Linked DNA regions of Homo sapiens: regions 1 and 3 are each linked to region 2. The links are chromatin loops, found by intact Hi-C in ENCODE. Cell type or tissue: endothelial cell of umbilical vein. All regions are shown on one strand.

Region 1 (8,000 bases), 160 kb after region 2:
ACAAATTAATAATGTTTACTAAAACAGACCCGGACTTAGGAGTGTCCAGATATCGCCATATCTGAAGAACAAAGGCATTCCTAATTTTGCTTTAAAGATAATAATATCGATTCTTGCAAAATATAGTAATTAAGAAAATTAATCCTTTATCACAAACCCTTGTAGCAGAGCAAATCTCCCCATATATACAAGCATTGTACCTAGGGTGGATGCGTTCCTCGCTCCTCCTCTTACTTTCAGGAACATCCTACTCTGTCTACGGAGTAGCTGTCTTTTTACCGCTATCCCTTTTTTTTTTTTTTTTTTTTTTTTGAGATGGAGTCTTGCTCTGCCCAGGCTGGAGTAGCGTGATCTCAGCTCACTGCAACCTCCGCCTCCCAGGTTCAAGCGATTCTCCTGCCTCAGCTTCCCAAGTAGCTGAGACTACAAGCATATGCCACTACACCCAGCTAATTTTTTTTTTTTTTTTTTTTTGTATTTTTAGTAGAGACAGGGTTTCACTATATGTTGGCCAGGCTGGTCTCAAACTCCTGACCTCAGTTGATCTGCCCTCCTCGGCCTCCTAGAGTGCTGGGATTACAGGTGCGAGCCACCGCGCCCAATCCCTTGTACTTTCTTAATAAACTTGCTTTTGCTTTTCACTGTGGACTCATCCTGAATTATTTCTTGCGCGAGATCCAAGAACCCTCTCTTGGGGTCTGGATCAGGACCCCTTTCCCGTAACACACTAACACATACACACTGAAACTCACACATGCACTAATATACACTCCCCTACTCCCACTGGTGCACACACACCAGCACACTCACAATGACACGACACACCCAAGCACACACGGACACAGGCGCGCACACACGGACACAGCAGTGTGTAACTCTGGGTCTCCGGTGGGTCTGAGTGGTCTGCTCCACGGTGGGTCTCTCCTGAGGCTGGAGCCTCCTCTCAGAAATGTTTCTGCCCCCAGCTGCCATGTGGCCTAAAATCCTGACAAATTAGGAAAGATTCCTTTAAAACCAGCACTTCGGATTTTAGGCTTAAGCAATATTTGGAAAATGTGAGGCTCAGTCCCCCAGCTCGCTGGGCTGTGGGCCTGTCACCTGGCGCGCGTGGGGGCAGGCAGGAGGAGGGGGCTGGCTCGTGGTATGGGGCGAGCCCGGGCAGATTTGGGGCACAGGCAGGCACGCGGACACCCCACCGCTGAGAGCCAGAGAGACAGCAGAGGGCCGTGGGGATCAAAGACAGGGCTCTGGAGGGACCCAATCCCCACCCACTCTCTCTGCAACCCTCCCCAAGGGACTTCACTCCCGCAAACCTCAGTTTCCCCATCTGCACAATGGGTGTGAACCCGGGACCCACTTCATGGGCTAATGCGAAACTTAAATGACACCGTACCAATTAAGTTATAAGCCCTGGAAGCCCAAGAAAAGAAAGCGGTGGTGCGATGGGGGAAAAACCACCATCCCCGGCTTCCCGCGTGTAACGGGGCCGAAAATAACCAGCATTTTCCTTTTCTCTGCGGCTGAAGCCCACGCTTCCCAGAGGACCGGGCCTGCTTATCAGGAGCAGAGCGGCTCGCTCGGCTGTCTCCGCCAGAAGGTGACTGTGGGGGCCCGGCTCCCCTCCTGCCTCCAGCCCGACTCCCACCAGGAACACACCAGCTCCTCCCCCCGCCGCCCCTTTCAGGTTTCCGCCCCACCCCCAGCCCGCAAACAATTTTGCATATATTTAAATCTCCTCTGCGAGTTCCCCCTCCCCCGGAAAAAGAGAGAAAAGAAATTACAAAGGCCGTCATTTGTCTCCGTCCCCGCACCCCATCTATCAGGGCCCGGAGCCCGTCGCCTCGAATGAGGCGCGCGCCCGGGACGGCCGCTTTAATGGGGCGCCGCGTGTGACTGTGCAGCCGCGCGGCGGGCGCAGCCGGCCGGCATTTGCATACATATTAAACGGAGCAGTAAAAAATGCAGACATGCAAACCATTTGGACGGGCTCCTCGGCGTAGAGCCTGCCAGGAAATCAATCTTCTGGTTTCTTAAAGGCAGCCTGCTCGGGAGGAGGTGGCGATGCCACACAGCCCGCAGGCCGTGGGAGGGGGCCATCGTCTGTCCATCTGCCTGCGGGAGCAGCCGTGGGGGTCCTTCCCGGCCATGGAGGAGCCACCTCCTGGGAGCCAGGGGCCGGGGAGTTGAGTGTGGTGGGTCCTGGCTCAGCCGGCTGTGTGCCCTGTAGTAAAAGGGGTCCCCTCTCTGAGCTCCCCCTCACTGGGTGCTGAAGATATTTCCTTTCCCTTTTGCTAGGCTGGGGCTTAAGGGACTAACCCAAGATCACTGGGCCCCTCTATGCAGAGCCTGGGTCTCTAAGCCAGGTGCGAAGAAGGATGGCCAAGAACACAGGCTCTGGGGGCGGGCGGCCTAAATTCAAAGTCAGGCTCCACTCCCCAAGAGCTGTGTGATCTTGGGCAAATGCATCAACCTCACTGTTTCCCGTAAAAGGGGGATCAATATGCCTCCCTCTTCGGTATGCTGTTGGATTGAAATAGGTCAGCCTTGTAAAGCACTTGGCTCATTGCCTGGCATGTAGTAAGTGCTCAATAAATAGTGGTAGAACAATGTGTAGGAGGGCCCTTGGTGTTATTGGTATGTTTTTCTTGGTGAATATCCCTCTTTATATCTGCATAGTGTGGCAAGCCACTCCTCCCAGAGCCTCCTTACCTGTAAAATGGGGTGTTTTGATTTTCACGGGAACTGCTAGCTGTGTTCTAGAAGGCACTGGGTCCCTGCTGTGTGCTCCCACCCACCCGCTGATTCCAGCCAGGTGTGGCCAAACTGGCGCCTCTGAGGGCTGCCCACAGCCTGTCTTAGGCAAAGCCCAGAGCAGGGATGGGGGCATACCCCCAAACTGACCATACATCTGTGGGGCCAGGAAAAGGCAACTGGCCCTGAGCCTCAGCCTAGTGAGACTGGGGCCTCTCTGAATTCCATGGCACAGATAAGGAAACCGAGGCTCAGAGAGGTGTGGCAAAGCCAGGAAGCTTGAAGGTGGTGCCTCTGGGATGCAAGCCAGGTGTGCCCAACTGCAAGGCCACCTCCCCAGAGGTCCCCCAGAGAGGAAATACTGCCGGCAGAGGGAGGAGCTCATCCCACAGTGTCAGGGAACACAGCTTCCCCCCAAAGGAGGGGGGTGCTTGTGGAGAAAGAGCTGAGTTTTGCGTCTGAGCCCAAGTGAATATTTGGTACTCATGAAGGTCCTTCCTTTTTTTTTTTTTTTTTTTTTTTGAGATGGAGTTTTGCTCTTGTTGCCCACGCTGGAGTGCAATGGTGTGATTTCAGCTCACTGCAACCTCCAACTCCTGGGTTCAAGCGATTCTCCTGCCTCAGCCTCCAGAGTAGCTGGGATTACAGGTGCCCATCAACACGCCCAGCTAATTTTTTGTATTTTTAGTAGAAACAGGGTTTCACTATGTTAGCCAAGGTGGTCTCGAACTCCTGACCTCGGGCGATCCACCCACCTCAGCCTCCCAAAGTGCTGGGATTACAGGCATGAGCCACCGTGCCAGTTTGGTCCTTCCTTGAAAAGACCCAGAGGAAGAGGGGAGAGAGGGTTTTCAAGAACCAGCTCAAGTTTGGCCTTCATTCATTTACTTCATACTCCCGGAAGCGAGGAACAGAGGTGACCAAGGTCCCCAAGACCTGGCCGGGCAGTGGGCAGTGGGAAGTGGTGGGGAGTTAATGGCAGGATGGAGGGGTGCACCTAGACCAGTGGGTGCACTGTCCTCTCTGAGACCCTGGGGATTAGGTGAAGAGGCCAAGCCAGTGCATTGGGGTGGGGGGGCTTTGCCTTCTGTTGGGAGAGGGTCCCCTGTGGTTCAAAGCTTCCCAGCTGAGTGGCAATGTGACCTCCCTGCTGTGTGTGGGAGTTGCAGCCTAGAGTTATGGGAACTAAAGAGGCCAGACCCAGAGCTGTGGCCCAATTCACTGGTGTCTTGCTGTGTGACTTTGGAAAAGGCCCCGCTTCTCTGGGCTGGGGTGGCTGAGCCAACTGCACCCCTGCTCTGTCTCTCAGGGAACCCCTCTCTTTCACTCTTGACCTTCAGGCTATCTGGGCCTCTGTCCCTCCACCTCCCTCTGCAGCTGAGTGCAGGCCGCCCCCACTGCCCGGCAGGCAGCCCAGCCGGGGTGGAGGAAGCCGGCAGGGCGGGAAAAGGCGGGAGGGGTCCGAGTTACAGGAACCAGCAGGGCCATTGCTCAACTAGGGAGCCTGGCCGCGGGCCTGCCTCGGCCCCCACCTCTAGCAGCCCGCCCTCCTCCTAGCTCTGCATTGCAAACATTCCTCGCCAACCTCGGGTTGCTGCAGCCCCGGAAGGGGGAACTGCAGCAGACACAGCACCAGGCCGCCAGAAACACTTAACCCCTTCGCTCCTTCCAGGCAGAGCCTTCAGGGGGAGGAAGGAGGGATCTGGGCGGCAGCCGCGGCAGTCCTTCCCAGCCTCTGGGTGACCGGGTCAGGTGATTTGCTGGCAGGCCCGGCCACTGATTACCAACCTGGATCAACAGGTTGCGCGTTCATGACTCACCCAGCAGACATTTCCGGAGCTCCCCCTGGGTGCTGGCAGCAGGCATGAAAATCCAAGAGCGGCCCCAGCATCGGGGGTGGGATGCGGGTCTCATGAGCAGACGTGTGTTTTAGATCATTACAGTGATGAGAGCAACCAAGACGTGCAGGGTGAGCCTGAGCACAAACTAAAGTGGCTCAACTCATCAGGGAGGGCTTCTTGGAGGAAGCGACACTTAGGGAACCCTGTGAGAGCAGAGGGAGAGAGTTCCAGGCAGAGGAGGCAGCAAGTGTGAGGCTCTAGAGGGAAGAGAGACGTTCTCATGTTTCAATCTGTGTTTCTGGAGGAGAGAGAGGAAGGGGAGGAAAGCCCCAGGTGGGAGAGCTTGGCCCATGCCAGGTCCCAGAAGGCCTTGAGGCCACTCCCAGCATGAACCGTCATCTGAGGTCAGTGAGGAGCCAGGGAAGGGCTTATGTGTGGAATGACATGGTCAAGTTTAGCTCTAAGCCCTAAGACGCCTTGAATAAAAAACAGAACCTTGGGCTGAGCGCGGTGGCTCACGCCTGTAATCCTAGCACTTTGGGAGGCCGAGGCAGGTGGATCACGAGGTCAGGCTATCGAGACCAGCCTGGCCAACATGGTGAAACCCCGTCTCTACTAAAAATACAAAAATTAGCTTGGTGTGGTGGCACGCACCTGTAGTCCCAGCTACTTGGGAGGCTGAGGCAGGAGAATTGCTTGAACCCAGGAGGTGGAGGTTGCAGTGAGCCGAGATTGCGCCACTGCACTCCAGCCTGGGCAACAGTGCAAGACTCCGTCGCAAAAAAAAAAAAAAAAAAAAAAAAAAAAGCCTGGGCTCAGTGGCTCACACCTGTAATCCCAGCACTTTGGGAGGCCGAGGCGGGTGGATCACCTGAGGTCAGGAGTTCAAGACCAGCCTGACCAACATGGAGAAACCCTGTCTCTACTAAAAATACAAAATTAGCCAGGCGTGGTGGCACATGTCTGTAATCCCAGCTACTTGGGAGGCTGAGGCAGGAAAATCGCTTGAACCTGGGAGGCAGAGGCTGCGGGGAGCAGAGATCATGCCATTGCACTCCAGCTTGGGCAACAAGAGCGAAACTCGTCTAAAAACAAAAACAAACAACAACAAAAAACAAAAACAGAACCTTACTGGAAAGAGGCCGCTAACATATTTTCATGTACAAACCAAATGGACTCTAAGACCAGAACACCTGAACCACGCCAAAGTGCCACCAGCAGGACACGTTTCAGATGGCAGCTGGGCCTGGTACTAGGCTCTCCTGCAGCCTACATGGCCATTCTGCCATCCCAGGCCACATAGAAATCTGCAGGCTCAGGTTGGTTCTTCCTCCTGGGTTGGGGTCAGCACCTCCCATCTCCCAGACACCACTCCTGCATACAGCTGGAGTTCAATAAATGCAGCAATTAATCAGAGTGTTAAAGTTGGGAGGGGCTGAGAGATCATCTAGGCCCACAGCCTCCTCGCTTTTTTATTTTATTTTATTTTTGAAATGGAGTTTCACTCTCGTTGAAGACTCAGAGAGGGAATCCCTGGCAGGGGGGCCTGGAATTTACAGCCAAGATGCCCACAGAGCATGTCCAGAGAGGAGGCCAGCACACCCAGCTGCCCAGAACCTCGGTACCCACAGGAAAGACCCCAAAATCTCCCCACCAAAGCTCCCTTCCTTTCCCTACCTCTCACAGGGCCTGTTCTCTCTATACCTGGTCTATTTGTTGGGACAGCAAACGTAGCCGGAGTTCCTCTAAGTCCTGCTCAGCCTGGTGAGACTTCCAAAGGAAAACATGCCCAGAATCCTCCCTCTGTTGAAAATCATGCCCCAACAGGACAGGAAGGGGCCGGGCAGTCTCCATGCCTGCACATGCCCCCAGCAGAAGAAAGGGCTGAGCTCCTCCCAGCCTCCTCGGGGATCACCCTGCGGGAGGCCCCAGCAGTTACCACAGTCTGTTTTGTGGCTCAGGGTCCACTGTGTGTCACTGGATCCTTCCAGGCAATGGAATTTCTAGAAAGGTTCCTTCAACCTGGGACACCACCACCTTGGTGACCCGCCACCAACTCTGCCATGTGAAACACCTTACAGGCCTTGTGCTGGGCCAAAGATTCACTCTCCGAATCCTCATCACAAGTGGTGAAGTTTGCTGTTATCATCCCATTTTGCAGATGGGAAACTGAGGTCCGTGAAGTCACTTGCCTGGATCACACAGCTCATGACCAGTATGGGTCGGCCTGGGACACAGGCATTCTGGGGCTCACCACCAGGTGTTCCACGTGTCACCACTAGACCTCCCAACCAGGGAGCCCTGCCGCTGCCCCAGCCTGGAGACGTGACACTTCTCCCAGCCAGGAGGCTCCAGTGAAACCAGGGATTCCCCAGGCTCACCCTGACTCCTCATCTTGTTAACGTATTTAATCCTCATCCTGTACATGAAATAAATATTTCATCTCATCTATTTATTATTTGTTTATCGTGGGCATTTATCCATCCTAAGCTTACTCTCTGCTCAAATCTTCTCCACACGGGTTCGCTCAGGTTACCAATTTTGTCTCAGCTTCCATCAGGCAGAGCCACGTGTGTTGCCATAGCCAACATCACAAAAAAATCTCATTTCATGCATTTCATAGGCATGAGTGGCCTGACTTGAAAATATCAGTGGAACCTGCTCATGGGGACAGGGGTTGCATAGCACCCTGAGGCCCATGAGGTACCTGGTACAGAGTGAGCACCCAGGAAGGGAGGCTGGGTTATTAGTACCGCTGTTTTCCAGGGCTTGGTGTGGCTGATAAATTTTTGGTCTCTTCCCCTTCTCTTCATATCACAGGTTAACAGGTTCACTTCCCAATGTTACTCATGTCTACAAAATGGTAAGAAAAAGCAACTGTGCAAATGAGGCAAGTTACATGTCCTGGTACCAAAGTGATGGTTACTAAGGCAGTTGGCCTCCAACATGGTCTCCAAACAATTCGCACCTCCTGGCATTCACACATTTCCACAATCAATCAGGCTGGCCTGCATAACCAATAGGATACTGAGGAAATGACTGCATGTACTGTTCAAGGCTAGGTCATAAAAGGTACTGCAGCTTCAGTCTCACTCTCTTGCATCACTCACTCTGAGAAGCCAGCCGCCATATTGTGGGGAAACTCAAGCAGCCTGCTGAAGTCTGCATGGCATGGAGCTGAAGCCTCTTTGTCAGCCATGTCAGTGAGCCATTTAGGAAACAGATCCTCTATCCTCAGTCAAGGCTTCAGATGACCACAGCCCCAGCTGACATCTTGATGGCAACCTTAAGACAGACCAGCCAGCTAAGCCACATCTGAATTCCTGACCCACAGAAGCTGAGATACTAAAATGCCTATTTTAAGCCACTAAGTTTGGGATAATTTGTACTCCACAGTAGGTAAGGAAC
Region 2 (8,000 bases):
CTCAGCTCAGAAGCCAGCAATGTGAGTCTCTGGCTCCTAGGGGGCCAAGAGCCAGGAGGGGAGGGTTTGCCTGGCTCAGTCTCCTTCGAAGGTCTCCCAGCCACAGCCAGATGCAAAACCACCTTTGTTCCCTGAATTTCAGGCCGTGGGAGGGAATGGGGCCAGCGCCTGGGGTGCGGCTGGGGAGGGAGGAAGAGATGCAAGGATTGAAAACTCGAGGGAGGCCTAGAGCAGCAGGGAGGCAGGACAGGGCACCCTGGGCAGCCAGATAGGGGCAGGGGTGTGGGAAACAGAGGGCGCAGAGCAGGGGCCAGCGGGGCTGGGAATAGGAGCCTCGGGGAGGCCGGTGAGGCGCGGAGAGGGAGGCCTCATACCAGACACTGTCTAGACGCAGCAATTATTGTCAGCTCGGAACACCCAGGCTCTGCCGGTTCAGCTGAAAGGGAGCTTAACAAAGAAGCAAGGGAGGAAGAAAGCAGGGAGAAAAGCCGGCTCCTGGCCTGTCGGGCTCTTTCTCTGCCTTGGCCACCCCCCTTTGTGTTCCACCAGCCCTGGTGGGGGGGACCCCAATGTGAAAGCACAGCTCAGAGATGCCTAATGGGGACACGGCTCCTCCTGGGCCCAGGGGGCCTGGCCAGGATCACTGTGTGGGTTTTTGGGAGGGAGAGGAGGGTGCTCTGGGCTGCCTCCTGCACGTGTATTTCTTTATATGGAGGCAGTGAGAACAGAATTCCCAGGGAGACAGCAGGCCTGAAAGTTTGAATCGCAATTCCCGCAGCTTCCTGCTGTATATATAGCTCTGGGCCGACTACAAATTTCTCTCAGCCTTGGTCTTCTCATCTGCAAAATAGGGAAAAGAACACTGCCTGGGCCAGGCGCGGTGGCTCATGCCTGCAATCCCAGTACTTTGGAAGGCTGAGACGGGTGGATCACCTGATGCCAGGAGTTTGAGACCAGCCTGGACAACACAGCGAAACCCTGTCTCTAATAAAAATACAAAAAATCGGCTGGGTGCGGTGGCTCATGCCTGTAATCCCAGCACTTTGGGAGGCTGAGGCAGGCGAATCACCTAAGGTCGGGAGTTCGAGACCAGCCTGACCAACATGGAGAAACCAAGTCTCTACCAAAAATACAAAATTGGCCGGGTGTGGTGGATTGAGTGCAATGGCGTGATCTCAGCTCACCGCAACCGCTGCCTTCCAGGTTAAAGTGATTCTCCTGCCTCAGCCTCCCAAGTAGCTGGGATTATAGGCATGTGCCTGTAATCCTTTTTCCCTCTTTGCTTCCATCCCAGGGAGAGTCCTTCATGCGTTGGATGGGACCTTCAAGGCCCTAAGTTTTTGTGGCTGCAGAGTCAGCTCAGAGCCATTTGGGCCAAACTCAACAGACCCACAGACAGAGAAAATGTGGCACATGTTCTCGGGCTCAGGGCTGCTACGTGGCCTTTTTCTCTCTCCTCCTCTCCCTGGCATTCTTTGCAGTTTCTGGGACTTTGGGTTCCTCTCTGGCTTCCACTTTCTCTGGGCCTCCCAGAGTCTCTGTGATTGTCTAGACCTTCATTCTCCTGCCACTACCCCAGCCACTGTCTGGAACCTGACCTTGGCTGAGCCACTGGGCCTGGTATTACAGGCAGCTCCAAGCTCAGGAACCCCAAGCTCCATCCTGGGAGAGGACAGACCAGGTCCTGAGTAAGAGGTAGGCAGGTGGCCCTGGACGCTGCCCTCCAGCCACTGGGCTCCTTGAGGAGGGGCTCAGATGCTGCTCCAGGGTTCCAGAGTGACCAGGGCTGGGGGTGGATTTTCAGAGGAGCAGCCCAGGCCCTCCTCCATCCATCATTTCCTAGTCTGGCCTGGCTGGGCCATTCCCTGGTCCTGGAGAGGTTGGAGGTGTCCCATGGGTTGTGCCTCAAGTGGAGGGCAGGGCACTTAGTGCAAGGGACAGTCTCACACACACTCACACTCACTTATACACTCACTCACACACGCACACTCACATATACACTCTCACACACATTCACACTCACACACATATACACTCACACTCACACATATACACTCACACACTCATATACACACACACGAATACTCACACACTCACATTCATATACACACTCATACACACACACTCTCGCACTCCCTCTCATACTTTTACACTCATTCTAACACACACACATGCTGTCCCAGAGCTAAGGCCCTGACACCTGCCCCAGTGACACTCCCCCACCACCAGCCTGGGTCCCTGGCTGCTGGGCACCCTCACTGTGTCTAGAGCTGGAAGCTCCCTTCCCCTCTCCCGCTCCCACATGCCCATAGCTGTCCACTGCCTGCAGATCCAGGGCAGACCCGTCTGCTTGCATCAGAGGCCCACCTCTCTGGAAGATTCCGGCATGTCCCACCATGTCACATGTGGCCCACCTCTCTGGAAGATTCCGGCATGTCCCACCATGTCACATGTGGTTCTCTTTGCCTGTCTCCTCTCTGCACCTTTGCTCAAGCTGTTCCTCCCCCTGGCACACCGTTCCTGGCTGCCCCCACCATGTCTCAAAACAAATGCCTGGCCTCCCATGAACCTGCTCCCCCATGCTGTCCTCTGCCTCGGGGACAGCACCAGTGTCCACCCACTGCACATGCCAGGGCCCAAGGAGCCTCCCCAGCCCCTCCTTCGCCTCCTTCACCCTCACACCATGCCCTGTCCCCTGTACCTCCCACACTGTCTCAGCCAGCTGCCACCATCTCCCCTGGATCTCAGTGCCACACTCCCAACCGGCTTCTGTGTCCACTCTTGTCCCTACCATTCTGAGTAAGCTTTGGCAATCTAGTCTCTTTTCTCTATAAAACCTTTCCTAAGCTTCCAGCCACCACAAGACAAGGGCTGGTCTCAGGCCAAATGACCCCCTCCCTGCCACTGGCCATAGTGATCCCCTCTCAAGCTCTTAGGTCTGTGGCTGGGGGTCCCCATCCAGACCACCCCTGTCCCTCTTGCCTCCACCAGTCTCTCCTCCCCTCGTCAGCCACCCTGGTCCTCAGGCACCCTCTTCAGGGAGGTCTTCTGCGACCTCTGCGGAGGCCAGGCCCAGGGGACCAGTGCTCCCTGCCCGCTACCCCCTTGTCATTCTTTAATGCCTTATTCATCATGATTTGTGCAGCTACCGTCTCTGCTGTAGGACTGCCCTGTGTGGGCCTGGCTGTGGCTGTCTTGTTTGTCACTGTGTCCCCAGCACCCTCCTGGGGCCCTCTCTGGGTTTGGTTTTCAGCCTGGCTCCACCAAGAGGCAGGAAAAAGGGAGCCCCAGTCCCTCCCACCCTCTCCTCCAGGAAGCCCTCCCTGGAGAGACCCTGGAGTATCAGGGGAGGCCTCCTTGCCCCTCCCCTAGGGCTCCCAAGCCCTGTGTCCCAGTGGCCACCAAAGGGCAAGGACATATTGGCTGGAGAGCCCCCAGAACAGGGCTGCGGCTGCCTTGTGCCTTCCACTCCTCCAAGCCCAGCGCCCCGCCCCACCGCCCCCCTCCCCGCCCCCGCCCGGGCCTAGGTTGATGATGCTGGGGGGCTGCTCTCAGCTGGGGCACCAGGAGGCCAGGATGGAGCTCCACAGAGCCCCAGGGGTACGGGAGAGGTGGCAGTGCCCGCTCCGCATCCATTCCTCCTCCCCAGGCCCTGCCAGCTGGCTTCTCCAGCTCCAACTGGGCTCTGCCTTTCCCTCTCCCTCCATCACCCTGCTGCCTCCCCTCCTTCTCCCCTCCTCTCCTGCTCTCTTTCCCGTTCCCTCCCCTCTCCCCATTCCCCTTCCCGGACCTCCCCCGCCCTCACTTCTTTCCTCTCCTCTCCTCTCTTTTCCTCTCCTCTTTTCTCTGAGTCCTTCTCCCTCGCCTCCTTCCTTTCTTCTTCCTGGGTTAAAAATAATCAACTTTCTGGGAAGCAGCAGCTCCTGCTGAGCCGCCCTCCCCACACTCGGGAGCCCCTGAGAATAGCTTTCTGCGGTTCTCCACTAGAGCCCCTCCCCTCCCCTCGCCGCCTCCCCGCGAGCTGACTAATAAGCCCGGCCGCGCGGTGCCAGCTCGGCTGGAAAGGCGTTAACCACTTCGTGCCCGGACTGCGCGAAAGGGGCGGACCGGCTCCCTGCAGGCCCGGGGGGAGGGGTGGCGGGCGCGGGCGGCCCCGGGACACGGCTCAGGACGAGGCCCTGAGCGGCAGGCGGTAGGCCCTCGATTTTTACTGGCGGTGGGATGAATGTTGACTTCTGACCGCCACGCCGGCAGGTCCTGCTGCTGGTGCAGCTAGCAGAGCTTAGTGGCCTCGGTGGGCGCGCCAGGTGCGACACCCAAGGGATGGGTCGGGGTCACATGGAGGGCGTGGCTGGGCCGGTGAGGCTCTCTCCCCGTGGCCCGAGGGACTCCTAGGTCCTGGCACTGGGCACCGCCTGAGGGGAAGCCGGGGCTGGGACCGTTAAAGTTCGGGCCAAGGGCAGGGAAGGGCTGAAAACTGTCCTGGGATCCAAGGACGTCCACAGCTGGTAGGGTCTTTAGCGATCACCCACTCTGCTTCTTGCAGAAAGGGAAACTGAGGCCCAGAGGGTGTGACTGAGGCCGGGACGTCTCTCAGTTCCTGTCCCAGACTAAGGGAGGCCCGCGGCCCTGCAGCCGACTTTCAGTTCGGGCGCCTCTGCAGGGGTAAGGTTGGGGGAGGGGAGGGTGTACATCAAGGTCAAAGGTGAGGGGTAGGTGGGGAGAGAAGAAGCGCTGAGCTCTGCGGGGTCCCCGTCAGCCCCGCCCACTCCGCGTGGTCCCGGCATTACCTCATCGCGGCGCGCGCTCATTGGCTGGCTCCCCCCTTGAAGGACAGCCCAATGCGGCGGAGCCCGTTAACCCTTTCCGCCCCGCGGACTCTGCCCTGGCCATGCCACCTGCCTCCGCGGCCCCCAAGCGGCTTTCAGGCGCTGGAGGGCCACGGAGAACAGGGAAGGGTAGTGTGGGAGCCGGCTTGAGGCCAGAGAGCACAGTGGTTAGAGCACAGGTCAGACAACTACGTCTTCGGCCCCTGTCCTGCGGCCGGCCGGCCGGCTGTGTGACCTTGGGGGACTGGCTTCACCTCGCCGAGCCTCCGCTAGTTTGCTCAGCTGTAAACAGGTGAATGATGTAACTCCTGCCCTTCCCAATTCCTTCTTCCCGGTGTACTTGCCAAGTGCCAGGCACACGTGGGCTCTGCGTTCTATTCCACCTTGTCTCCTCACTGGAAGAGGTACAGTTATTATTATGGGTTTTCCGGGGAGGAAACAGGGCTCAGGGCAGCAAAGCTGCCTCCCAAGGTCACGCATCAAGAAAGTCACAGAGCTGGGATTTGACCCCGAGTCTGCGGGTTCTGAGCTGTACTCCTCCCCAGGGCAAGATTCTGCTTCTGCTGGGAGGCGCTGCTTCTAGGAGCTCTCCGTCTCTCCGGAAGGAGGGACAGGACTCATACCCAGCTGGTCAGCTCGTGACAGATGCCACTGTGGCCAAATAAAACCAGAGCCCAGGATCTCCATGGACAAGGGACAGGAAGAAGGGTGAGGGCAGGGAGGGGCTGGAGTTGAATCCTCAAACAGGGAGGCAGGAGGACCCTCAGACAAAGGCAGGGGGCTGGACTGAGCCCAGCGAGGGTGCATGGAGTAGGAAGCTCTGAAGAAGCCTGCAGGATCCCCTGGGGGTCAGCCTGCTGGTTAGGGGTCAGCCCAGGGAGGCGGCTTCTCTCTGGGCAGCACCAGGGGTCAGCCTGGGGCAGGAGTGCAAGCCGAGGCCCACATACCTCATGTCTAGGTATTTACAAGTTATAAATCAAGCTAACAAACTGCTAAATAAAATATGTTCTGTTGCCGGGTGCGGTGGCTCACGCCTGTAATCCCAGCACTTTGGGAGGCTGAGGCGGGCAGATCACCTGAGGTCGGGAGTTGGAGACTAACCTGACCAACATGGAGAAACCACGTCTCTACTAAAAATATAAAATTAGCCAGGCATGGTGGCGCATGCCTGTAATCCCAGCTACTCGGGAGGCTGAGGCAGGAGAATTGCTTGAACCAGGGAGGTGGAGGTTGCAGTGAGCCGAGATCACACCACTGCACTCCAGCCTGGGCAACAAAAGCGAAACTCCGTCTCAAAAAAAAAAAAAAAGTTCTGTCCTCCTTCCTTGACAAATACACCTTCATAAGGACAAACACACCTGGAAGGCTGGGTTTGTGTTTAGAATTCTCAGGCTCCTTGGAGACCACAGGAGGAGCTGTAGCGGGTTGGGGAGCCCGCCTCTCAGCCTCTGGCCTCCGGCTTCACACTCGCCTCTTCTTTTCTTTTTGCCCCAGGTTCTGTCCTTTTCCCTGAGGGGCTGTGCATGCTCAGGTGTAGGCACTCCAGGCTGTAAGCACATGTTCTGTCCACACCCCCTGCCAACAGCCACCTCCTGGTCACTCCTGGGGTTTAGGGGTGCCCAAACAGGTGGCTCAGACAACCCTCAGGAGGATGCACACAGGACGCAGGCTGGGGCCATTGAACAGGGAACTCCAGGGCCCCAGGTGCCAGATCATGGTCAAGGGGCCCATGGCTCCAGCTGGAAATGTCTCCCTGGTCCAGGAGCGCTGCCCTCTAAAGCACAGGGCTCAAGTCTGTGGGCTGATGGCCCCAGGGTGCTGCGGCAGCTGGGGTGGCCAGAGCTGGACACGGGGTCTCCCTCCATCCTTGAGCTTGCTCCTAACCATCACCTCCAGCCATGTACCCCCGCCCCAGCCAGATTCCCCATGCCCCAACCAAATGCCGACCCTGGGGAGCTTCCCACCTCAATGAGTCAGCTCCCTTTACCCTGTCCCCACTGCCCCCCACCCTTATCCCCCTTATCCGGCTGCTCCATCTCCCGCCTGCTCCCTGGGCTCCTAGCCCCTACTCTCTGCCTGCCCCCCAACCCCCCTCCGCCACCCTAACCTCCTATCTGCCCTCCTCAGCTCAGCCAGCCAGATCTTTCTAAAATGCAAGGCTGCAGGCTTCCTTCCCTCTCTAACCAGCGCTGGTTCCCGGGCTCTCTACATATCATCCCCAGGCTCTGGAGGTCTCTCCTTTCCTCCCCTCTCCTCTCCTCGGGTTCTGAGCTCTAGCCATTTGGGCCTTCTCTCCAATTCAGTTTTGTGTGCTTTCTGCCTCACGGTCTTCATGCGTGCTACCCCCCTCTACCTGGAACCATGTTTTCTGCTCTTTGTCCCCGGCTCCCCAGACCAGCAGAAACCACATGGCGATGAGCACATGGAGTTATCAGTTTCCAGTGTGTTTCCTACCTGGCCTGCAGGCAACAGGAGGACAGGCTGGGTCAGTGCTGTTCACTGCTCCATCTTCAGTGTCTGGCACAGAGCAGGTGTCACTGAAGTTTCGTAAGTCAGATGCATCTGCACTGGGCTTGAAATCAAGACACCACAGCAGCTAATGTCTATTGTATGCTCACTGTGTCCTGGGCCCTGCTTTTAAGCATATGACATGTATTAGTTCACTTATTTCTCACAACAATCTTTGAAATAGGAATGATTACTATCTCCACTCTACAGAATGAGGACACTAAGGCACAGAGAAGTTCAGAGACTTAGGCTCACAGCTGGCCAGTGACAGACCCCGATTTGAACCCAGGCAATGGAGCTCCAATGCTGAACCACCTCTTGCCATCTAGCCCCAGCTGGGCCAAGGCCTTGCTGTGGGTCCCTGGGCCAGTGTCTCCACTTCTCTGAGCTGCAGCTTTGTTTTTTTTTTTTTTTTGGGATGGAGTTTCGCTCTTTTTGCCAAGGCTGGAGTGCAATAGTGTGATCTCGGCTCACCGCAACCTCTGCCTCCCGGGTTCAAGCGATTCTCCTGCCTCAGCCTCCTGAGTAGCTGGGATTACAGGCATGCACCAACACGCCTGGCTAATTTTGTATTTTTTAGCAGAGACAAGGTTTCTCCATGTTGGCCAGGCTGGTCTCGAACTCCCAACCTCAGGTGATCTGCCTGCCTTGGCCTCCCAAAGT
Region 3 (8,000 bases), 350 kb after region 2:
CCGTTCTGGGCATGCGAGGGTTGGATCTGCCAAGACTGACCAGGGCCTCCTCCCACACCTTTGGCCACAGAAAACAGAGTATGTTAGGCACCTCCTGGCTGGGGTGGAACAAGACTTATGGCCTCAGAGAGAGTAAGAGCCTCACTCTGTGGCTGTGATCTTAACCTCCAACTAACTTAGAGACAAACGGGTGCTATGACTGGCCCAGGTTCCCTCTCCTCAAAAATCAGCTGTGGAACCTAAGAGGGAGAAGCACCAGGGTGACGAGTGGGCCAAAGAGGCGCCAGGAGGGGAGGGAAAGAAGGATGGAAACCAAGCTCATGGTGGGGTGGGGAGCAGAGCCCTGGCCACAGCCAGGATCCTGGGCCTGAGACACAGAATGCGGGAGCAGGGAGCGGGAGGTGGTCCCTGGGCGGGAGGGGGAGCAGCCGCAGATCCAGGCCAGAGGCCAAGGCAGCTGCCATGGTGCTTATGTCATCCCAGAAGTGGTCATAAGAGCCCCCCCACCCCCCAAGGGCCCTGGAATTCCAGAAGGGGTCAAAGGTCAACCTCCCTCTAGCTCCCATAGAAGAAGTTGCAAGGCGAGAAGGGGTGGAGGCAGGGGTTCTTCCCATTCTGCCCACAGGACCCCAGAGCCAGCCCCCTCAGAGCCACAGGAGCTGGGCCAAGGAAGCCTAAGGCTCCAGGGCAGGAGGAGCCTCCAGCCCAGCCTTTCTCCCAGCAAGGCCCTCCCATGTACCTGGGCGGAGCAGCGGCTTCAGACTGCCCCCTGACCTTCCAGCCAGAGGTGATTCAAGCTGGGGAAGGGACTCCCTGGGTCCTGACAAGGTCCTTCTGAAGGCAGCACCCACACAGCCATGGCCCAGAGGAAAGACAGACCCTCCCCCCCGCCGCCCCGCAACCACACAAGGCCCCTGAGAGCACTTGGTTCTTCGGTCAGAAAGGCTGGGACAGAGCAGAGTTAGACCCAAATCCTGAGGCCACCTACTGCCAGGCTGGTCAGACTTCTGTGGCAGCCCAGGAGGCTGACTCCCCTCAATCAACCAGTTCTGACTGGAGACCCAGCCTTCCTACCCACCCCTGGACTGCAAGACTGGCAGGCCTTGGAGGGCCTCCTTAGGGGCTAAGAACTGGCCTGAGAAAACAAGCCCTCTCCTTGGACCTCTGTGTAGGCAACATGCCAGCCCATGGGCCCTTCGGGACCAAGGACTAAGGGCTAGTTGCTAGTAAGTTGTCAATGAGTGTTGAACACTGCAAAGACTTGGTGATCTTTTTTTTTTTTTTTCCTGAGATGGAGTCTCGCTGTTGCCCAGGCTGGAGTGCAGTGGCATGATCTCGGCTCACTGCAACCTCCACCTCCCAAATTCAAGTGACTGTCCTGCCTCAGCCTCCTGAGTAGCTGGAATTACAGGTGCGCACCACGATGCCAGGCTAATTTTTGTATTTTTAGTAGACACAGTGTTTCACCGTGTTGGCCAGGCTGGTCATGAACTCCTGACCTCAGGTGATCTACCTGCCTTGGCCTCCCAAAGTGCTGGGATTATAGGCATGAGCCACCGCACCCAACCAGTGATTTTTTTCTTTGAGACGGAGTCTCACACTGTTGCCCAGGCTGGAGTGCAGTGGTGTGATCTCAATTCACTGCAACCTCCGCCTACCAGGTTCAAGCGATTCTCCCGTCTCAGCCTCCCAAGTAGCTGGGACCACAGGCATGAGCCACCACACCCAGCTAATTTTTATATTTTTAGTAGAGACGGGGTTTCCTCATGTTGCCCAGGTTGGTCTCGAACTCCTGGCCTCAAGTGATCCACCCACCTCAGCCTCCCAAATTGCTGGGATTACAGGCAAAGACTTGGTGATCTTTTTTTTTTTTTTTTTTTGAGAGAGTCTCGCTCTGTCGCCCAGGCTGGAGTGCAGTGGCACCATCTCAGCTCACTGCAAGCTCCACCGCCCGGACTCACGCCATTCTCCTGCCTCTGCCTCCCGAGTAGCTGGGACTACAGGCACCCGCCACCACGCCCGGCTAATTTTTTTATATTTTTAGTAGAGACGGGGTTTCACTGTGTTAGCCAGGATGGTCTCGATCTCCTGACCTCGTGATCCGCCCACCTCGGCCTCCCAAAGTGCTGGGATTACAGGCGTGAGCCACCACGCCCGGCCTGACTTGGTGATCTTAAAGTCAGGGAGTTCCAGCGTCACCCTATACAGGAGCCTGTCCCCTTCCCCACACAGCGCCGGCCTCAACTAGGGCTAGAATCTCCCTTTTTCAGATTACTAGAGAGCTCCCCCATCCTGAGTTGGTCATTTTCAGTGTCCTCTTTGTGTTTGCCACCCTGTGCTCAGCCCCCACGGAGACCCCGACAGCCTGTGCAGAGTGGACAGTCCCTGTGTTCCTGCCACACCATCACCATTTTCAATCCGAATATGCTCCTCCCTCATCCTCTGGCAGCCTGGAGTTCTTTTGTCTCTGGAAGGGCAGGTGAGAGAAGGGGACAGGGTCTCTTGCCCTATCCTTTGGGCCTTAGAGCCTGAGTCGAGAGAAGTTTAGAGTCACTTGAATTAAGAGGCTTGTAGAGAAGACAGTACTTCAGGTACCAAGCAGAGAAGGCAGCCAGAGTCCTCTCTTTGGCACACAAGGGTTGGGGTTGGGAGGTGGCTGGTGGGCGATGTGCACCTCTCACATGCTCAGACACCCTGGAGGCGGGGCACAGCAGAGTGAGAGTTCCCCAGCAGCCCCCACTGTGGGACAGGCGGGGGTGGGGTCAGGAACATCAGGACACCAGAGGGCAGTGACCCAGGGCAGAGTCGGAGTGGAGAGCCGGGGGTGGCCAGCTGCAGCCGGAAGGAACCTAGGCAGCTCCAGCCAACGGGCTCTCAGGCCTCTCAGATTAGAGAGGTATGTGGGCTGGAACCTAAACACAGGATGTGAGGTCCAGAGGAAGGGGACCAAAGGGGGAGGGGGCGGAAGGGAGTGAGGGCCCGGTCTGTTCAGTTCAAGCCTCATTAACCCCTTCAGGACCAAGTGCAGGGAGCCAAGCCAACTGGAAGCATCTGTGCTCCCCCACCCCGCTGGCCTCTGGCACCCTTCCCCGTTGTCCCGCCTCTGCTGATGGGATCCAGGAAGCTCTGGGTCCAATGAAGACCTGGAGCAGCCCCTTCCCAGAAGAGAAGGCCGGCCAGGAGTCAAGAGATGGTGCCCACAGTACAGTGTCTGAGGCCATGAACTAGTCACAAGGGCCAGCCTGAGAACAGAAAGAAGGGACTTTAAGGACCCATCACTCCAGGTGTGGAACTTCACATCCAGCCCTTCCCTGGCCAAGGTCAAGCAGTTCTAGAATTAGTCTTCCCAGGAAGTGGGAGGAGCTAGCAGAAGGGACAGAGTAGAAATAAAATGTCTCCTCCCCACTTGGAAGAGAGAAAAGGCCACCTCCTTGGCTGGGAGAACAGTGCCAAGAGGGCAGGAGACACCCTCGGCTGCCTGCCAGCAGGGGGAGCTCCAGGAAGCCTCAGCTCTCCTCTCCTCAGCATCTGATTTGAGAGCAGGGAAAACCATTTGCATCAAAATCCCTGAAGCGGTCCATAAAAATGCCAATTCTCGGCCTACCCTCAGACCTCCCACCACTCAGTGATCATACACACTAACATTTGAAGGCAGCACTTTGGAGATGCCTCCAAAGGGTAAGACCCTTCCCAGGTATGCCATGGGAGAGCCAGACTCAGACTGCCCGAGCTTTGAGGAGCCTTTGGCCACTTGATAAAGGAGAAGGGAGGCCCCCATCGCCCCCACTCCCCATGCAGCAGGTCCTTGCCTCAGCCTCCAAGCTCATCAGGACAGAGCTGGACTGCAGCTTTTCGGGGCTGGGGTGGCTGGTGCTTCTCTGACTGCCCATGCCCCAGATGGGAGATTCCGAGGCCCCAAGTGTCAGAGGGGCTGGCCTAAGATTCAGAGCAAAACAGTGGGGTAGGAGGAAGCAGGAGCCCCAGGTTCCACATCTTTTGCTTTGTCCCCAGCCCAGGACCAAGTGCGGCAGCAGGGACGGGCACACTGGCCAGCCCCCACTCACCTCGGCCTTATACATGCGGATGAGACCCTGGTTCACTTTGGACCAGGAAGGGACGGCGCTGATGTTCCACAGCTGGTTGGAGTGCTCTGCAAATGGGCCAGTCTTCATCTGAAAAAGAGAAGCCACAAGCTGAAGAGACAGGTTCTGGCTGGGAGCTCATCCCTCCTCCCCTGCAGCAAAGTCACACCCATGCATGCACACACACACACACACAAACGCACACGCACACAATGCACGCGCAGACACTTGGGGACCAAGCTATAGCATCTGCCTGAGGGGCAAACATACAAACAGGCACATGCAAGTGCCAGAGACAAGGTTCCCCTTTGGCCCTCAAGGCCTGCTAGGAAAATATAACATTCCTTGCCCACCTACCCGCAGTCACCCCTCTTTCTCCCACAGCCAAAAAAAGGGGGCCTGATTCCTATCGCCCACCAAATCCAGCAGCCTCAGGAAGATAAGATCTCCACCTGAGCTTCTGGTGTCGTTCCCACCGACTCCCCAGGAGCCTCAGAGCGCCTCTCCAGCACAGGGATTCACTTGGGTTCAGATAAATAGCAGCAGCAGCTAGGCCCCACCCCTCCAGGCCCACCCCCTCTCCCCCAGGCCCCCCCACAGGACACGTGGTCTGCACCTGCCACCAGCAGAGCTAGAAGAGATGAGGAAAGGGTCAATTTGCAAGAGGACCAAGGTGGGTATGACCAAACCCAGGTATCCGACAGCCCTCTGCCTGCCATGCAGGCAGGGAAGAGAGGGCCGATGGGAGGCAGGGGTGCCTGAAGCAGCAGCCAGCCTGGCCTGGCCAGGAGGTGGGGAAGGGGTGGCCGCCACAGCAGCTGAAAGAGGCAGGCACAAGGACGGCTCCATTCCTGGTCCTCCCTCTTGCCAAAGAGTCTGACCCTCCAGGACGGAAGAGAAAGATTCTGCAGCCAGCATGAAGTTCCCATGACGTCAGAAACCACAGAGGGACGCCTGTGTGCCTGAGCATATCCCCCTGACACCGCAAGTCCAGCACATTTGTATTTATTAACCAAGCAGTTCATAATTCCCCTCGACACAGCCCCCCAGCTCATAGGCAGCATTTACAGGGGAACAGGGCTCTGTACCCCAGACCCATGCTGCAGAAGGAAGACTCTGCAAAGAGGCTGAATCTGGCAAAGAAACAGAGACTTGGAAGGTTCTAGAAACATGCGGGTGTCAGGGGAGACTGGGTTATTTTTTGAAGGAGAAAAGATAAGCCAGAAACGCTCTCCAAAAAGGGGCATCAGTTCACCACAAGAGCCCTCAGGAGCCCCCACTCTTGAGCCATGGGCTGCCACCTGGTGACCCACTCCTGGCAGGCCTCTTACTTCTCTAGTAAGGGCAACTGTGACAAAACTTTTAAGATTTAAGTCAAAAAAAACCTGTCATTTTATCCCCCTCATTTCCCTCCCCTGGCCCAGGTTCCCAAAAAGCCCATCCAAACACCCATGTTCAGGAGCAAGGACAACAGGCTCCTCCCTCCCCTCCTCTTCTCTCCCAGGCTCCACCACAGCCAGGCAAGAGCCCGAGGCACCCAACAGAGACAAAGCCCACTCTGGTCCCTGGGGGCCTTGTCTTGGACCACTCGCTTCACTCAGAATCACCCCAGGCTCTCTCCTCCAGGAGGGCAGCCAGGCACCCCGAGCCTACAGGGGCCTCACCTCTGGGGAGCTTTGTTTCAACTGCCCTGCTCAACCACACTCCACCCCCAGCCCCTCCCCCACCTCCCCACCCTACCCCACCCCTTCCCCAGTCTGCAGGCTCCAGCCCTGTGCACACTTCCAGGCCCAGGAAAGCTCAGGGAGCATGGAGCTGTGTAACCAGTTTCACTCTCTGGACAGGGCCCTCTGAGCAAGCAACCAGGAGGCACCCTGTCGGCTTTGTCGGCTTTGTCTGCCAGGGGCCTGCCCGGCAAGGGCTCCGAGGCAAAGGCAGGCAGATGGGCACTGGAAGACAAGAGCCCCTGCCTCCTGGCCAGCCTCGCCTACCAGGGCCAAAGAACAGATCCTCAAAAGGCCTCTGGCAGAGCCAGGGCTAGGCCCATGTCCTGGAGCTCCAGTGGCCCTGGGCCCCTACACACAGAAAGGCCAGAGAGGTAGTTTCTTTGGAGGGGCTGCAGGCTGCCCCCAGGCCTTCAGTACCCCAGGGTCTCCCTAAGTCCTTCAGGGAGGTTACAGTCCTTTGCCTGTAACTCTGGCAAAGGAAAACAGACGAGTGGGAGAAAAAGGAATCGGGGCTGGAAGACAAAGAAAAAATTAGCTCATTCTAGCCACAAAGGGAGAAGAGAAAGAACCAGAATGAGCGAGCGAGCTGCAGCCCGCAGTGACCCCAGGGGAATCGTGTGAGTCAGAGCAGCCATATTGAGCAGGAAATTACTCACAGACGCTGCGTTCCTGCCTCTCCACTCCCCAGAGAATCGGCCTTTTGTAAATGGCTCCTCTGTCAGTAACTGGGGGGATGGGCGGGGGTGGGGAGGCTCTGCACAGCGCCTTCCTGTCAGCTCCTTCCCTTCCAGCTGAAATCTGATCCCTCCCTTCCCAAAACTCCAAATTTAGAAGCCAGATTGAAACTGAAATTCTTTTCCTGCCTGCCCTGGGCTCTTAAAGGCGCCAGGGCTGCATTTACAGAGGCTGTAGAGGCCCTGCAAGGTGGGGTCCCTCACCTAGGATGCCCACGGGTATCAGGGCAGTCTTGGCATGAGACCCTGAAAGGGCTGCCTGATTCCACTCCCAAGTTCTCGGTGTTTTAGTTAATCTCCCAGTTAAAAGAGCACCATGGTGAATCCAGGGTCTCCAGAGGAAACACTGCCTCCTTCCCAAGCAAGGCGTACAGAACTCCATGCAAGCCTCCAGGTCCCCAGTGAGCTAGGCCAGGCCACTCACCAACTAGGGACTGCAAAATGCTGCTCACTGCTCCGAGGTGGAAGAGGGTGGGCGCTCTGGAGAACCAACACAACGTGTGCTGCAACCAGCGGCCACGTGGCAAGATGGGCCCTTGCTGCAGCCACCCCGGCTCCTGGGCACACTCCTCCTAGGGTCTACTGTTGAACACCATGCCCAAGAGCCTAGACCCAAAGTGAAAACCCGGACCTGTGGAGAAGGTGCGGAACAGCCAACAACTCTAGGCACGCCCTCCCCTCCCTGTTCCTTCTGCTGCCTCAAATAAATGTCACCAAACCCTCTCCAAGTTCAGTGTGCCTCTCCTGCCACCTAGTGGCTACTTTGAGATTTCCTCTACTGGAGGAACTGGGTCCCAAACTTTGGAAAAGCTTTTGGGGTGTTTATACCAACAAAATCAACCAACCAACTAAAGACAAAATTTTACCATGGAATCAATTCCCAAAATCCTGGAGGCCAGGCCTGGCATGCCTCCTAGTTAGAATACCGACAGGGACCCAGAGGCCTGGCCAGCCGCCGGGGGAGCCCAAACAGCTCAGCCTTTCAGCCACACCCAAGAACTCAGTGTGGCATCTGCACCCTTCTTCCCACCCTGCTCCTCCAGCTTATCCTGAGGTCCCCCAGGGCTCCGCAGACCCCCACATTCCACTCCACAGAGAGCAGCGCGTGACTGGCTTTCAAGGCAGTGAGCCAGGCTGCCCCCAAGTCCTCCCGACCTTGGGCCTGCCACACTGCTGAGGGCAGCAGATCTCCGGGAATGAAGTGGTGGCCGCCCAGCCGTCAGTCCCGGCTCCATTTGCTGACTTGGAAAAAATGTGTCATTCCCCTCTGGCCTCTGGAGTTTGGCAGAAGCCTGAGCCGAATGTTGACCAGGAAGAGCCTGGAGCCAAGGCTGCTGGTTATAACCCAGCTTTCTCCACCTCGTCGGGGGCTCAGAATACACAGCCCGGACGGAGAGCAGCCCCCGTGGCCAGCATCCACAGGCCTGCTAGGAACCTCACTGAGGCAGCAGACATCC

What was found. A loop is a pair of places that touch in the nucleus more often than their neighbours do. Peaks named below come from ENCODE experiments on the same cell type or tissue, not always from the same donor. Only the 100,000 strongest peaks of a DNase experiment are listed, where the experiment ranks them.
Region 1: a loop joins it to region 2, with 8 times the contacts of the local background. A loop is called at or near these places in 52 of 110 quality-filtered maps.
Region 3: it touches region 2 in a loop (3-fold over the local background); 69 of 110 quality-filtered maps call a loop at or near these places.

Annotation. Positions count from the first base shown.
Region 1 is chr9:129,330,770-129,338,769 of GRCh38, reverse strand. LINC01503 (long intergenic non-protein coding RNA 1503) reads right to left here and starts at 1,847. Exons shown (of 4, transcript NR_120686.1): 1 at 1,782-1,847. RefSeq lists enhancers at 1,367-2,170, 2,171-2,974, 3,779-4,581, 3,565-4,764. In endothelial cell of umbilical vein, no CTCF peak of the experiment used is centred here; a DNase peak (open chromatin) is centred at 4,559; H3K4me3 peaks cover 632 bases; H3K27ac peaks cover 403 bases.
Region 2 is chr9:129,492,879-129,500,878 of GRCh38, reverse strand. It overlaps LOC124900275 (extensin-like), which reads right to left. Exons shown (of 4, transcript XM_047424330.1): 2 at 7,284-7,401. It overlaps LINC00963 (long intergenic non-protein coding RNA 963), which reads right to left. Exons shown (of 5, transcript NR_038955.1): 2 at 7,284-7,401. Among named protein-coding and RNA genes, the nearest start is that of LINC00963, 8.2 kb to the right of the region's middle. RefSeq lists enhancers at 2,408-2,975, 2,976-3,544, 3,859-4,657, 4,658-5,458, 5,459-6,258 and 1 more and silencers at 4,016-4,215, 4,746-4,875, 4,896-4,945. In endothelial cell of umbilical vein, no CTCF peak of the experiment used is centred here; DNase peaks (open chromatin) are centred at 4,068 and 4,808; H3K4me3 peaks cover 1,821 bases; H3K27ac peaks cover 2,208 bases.
Region 3 is chr9:129,138,617-129,146,616 of GRCh38, reverse strand. PTPA (protein phosphatase 2 phosphatase activator) reads right to left here. Exons shown (of 10, transcript NM_178000.3): 9 at 4,065-4,172. Among named protein-coding and RNA genes, the nearest start is that of PTPA, 31 kb to the right of the region's middle. RefSeq lists enhancers at 582-1,211, 2,773-3,067, 2,470-3,097, 5,167-5,216, 5,614-6,243 and 5 more and a silencer at 5,674-5,723. In endothelial cell of umbilical vein, CTCF peaks have their summits at 3,489 (motif pointing right) and 7,309 (motif pointing left); DNase peaks (open chromatin) are centred at 3,456, 4,986, 6,566, 7,246 and 2 weaker places; H3K4me3 peaks cover 190 bases; H3K27ac peaks cover 6,407 bases.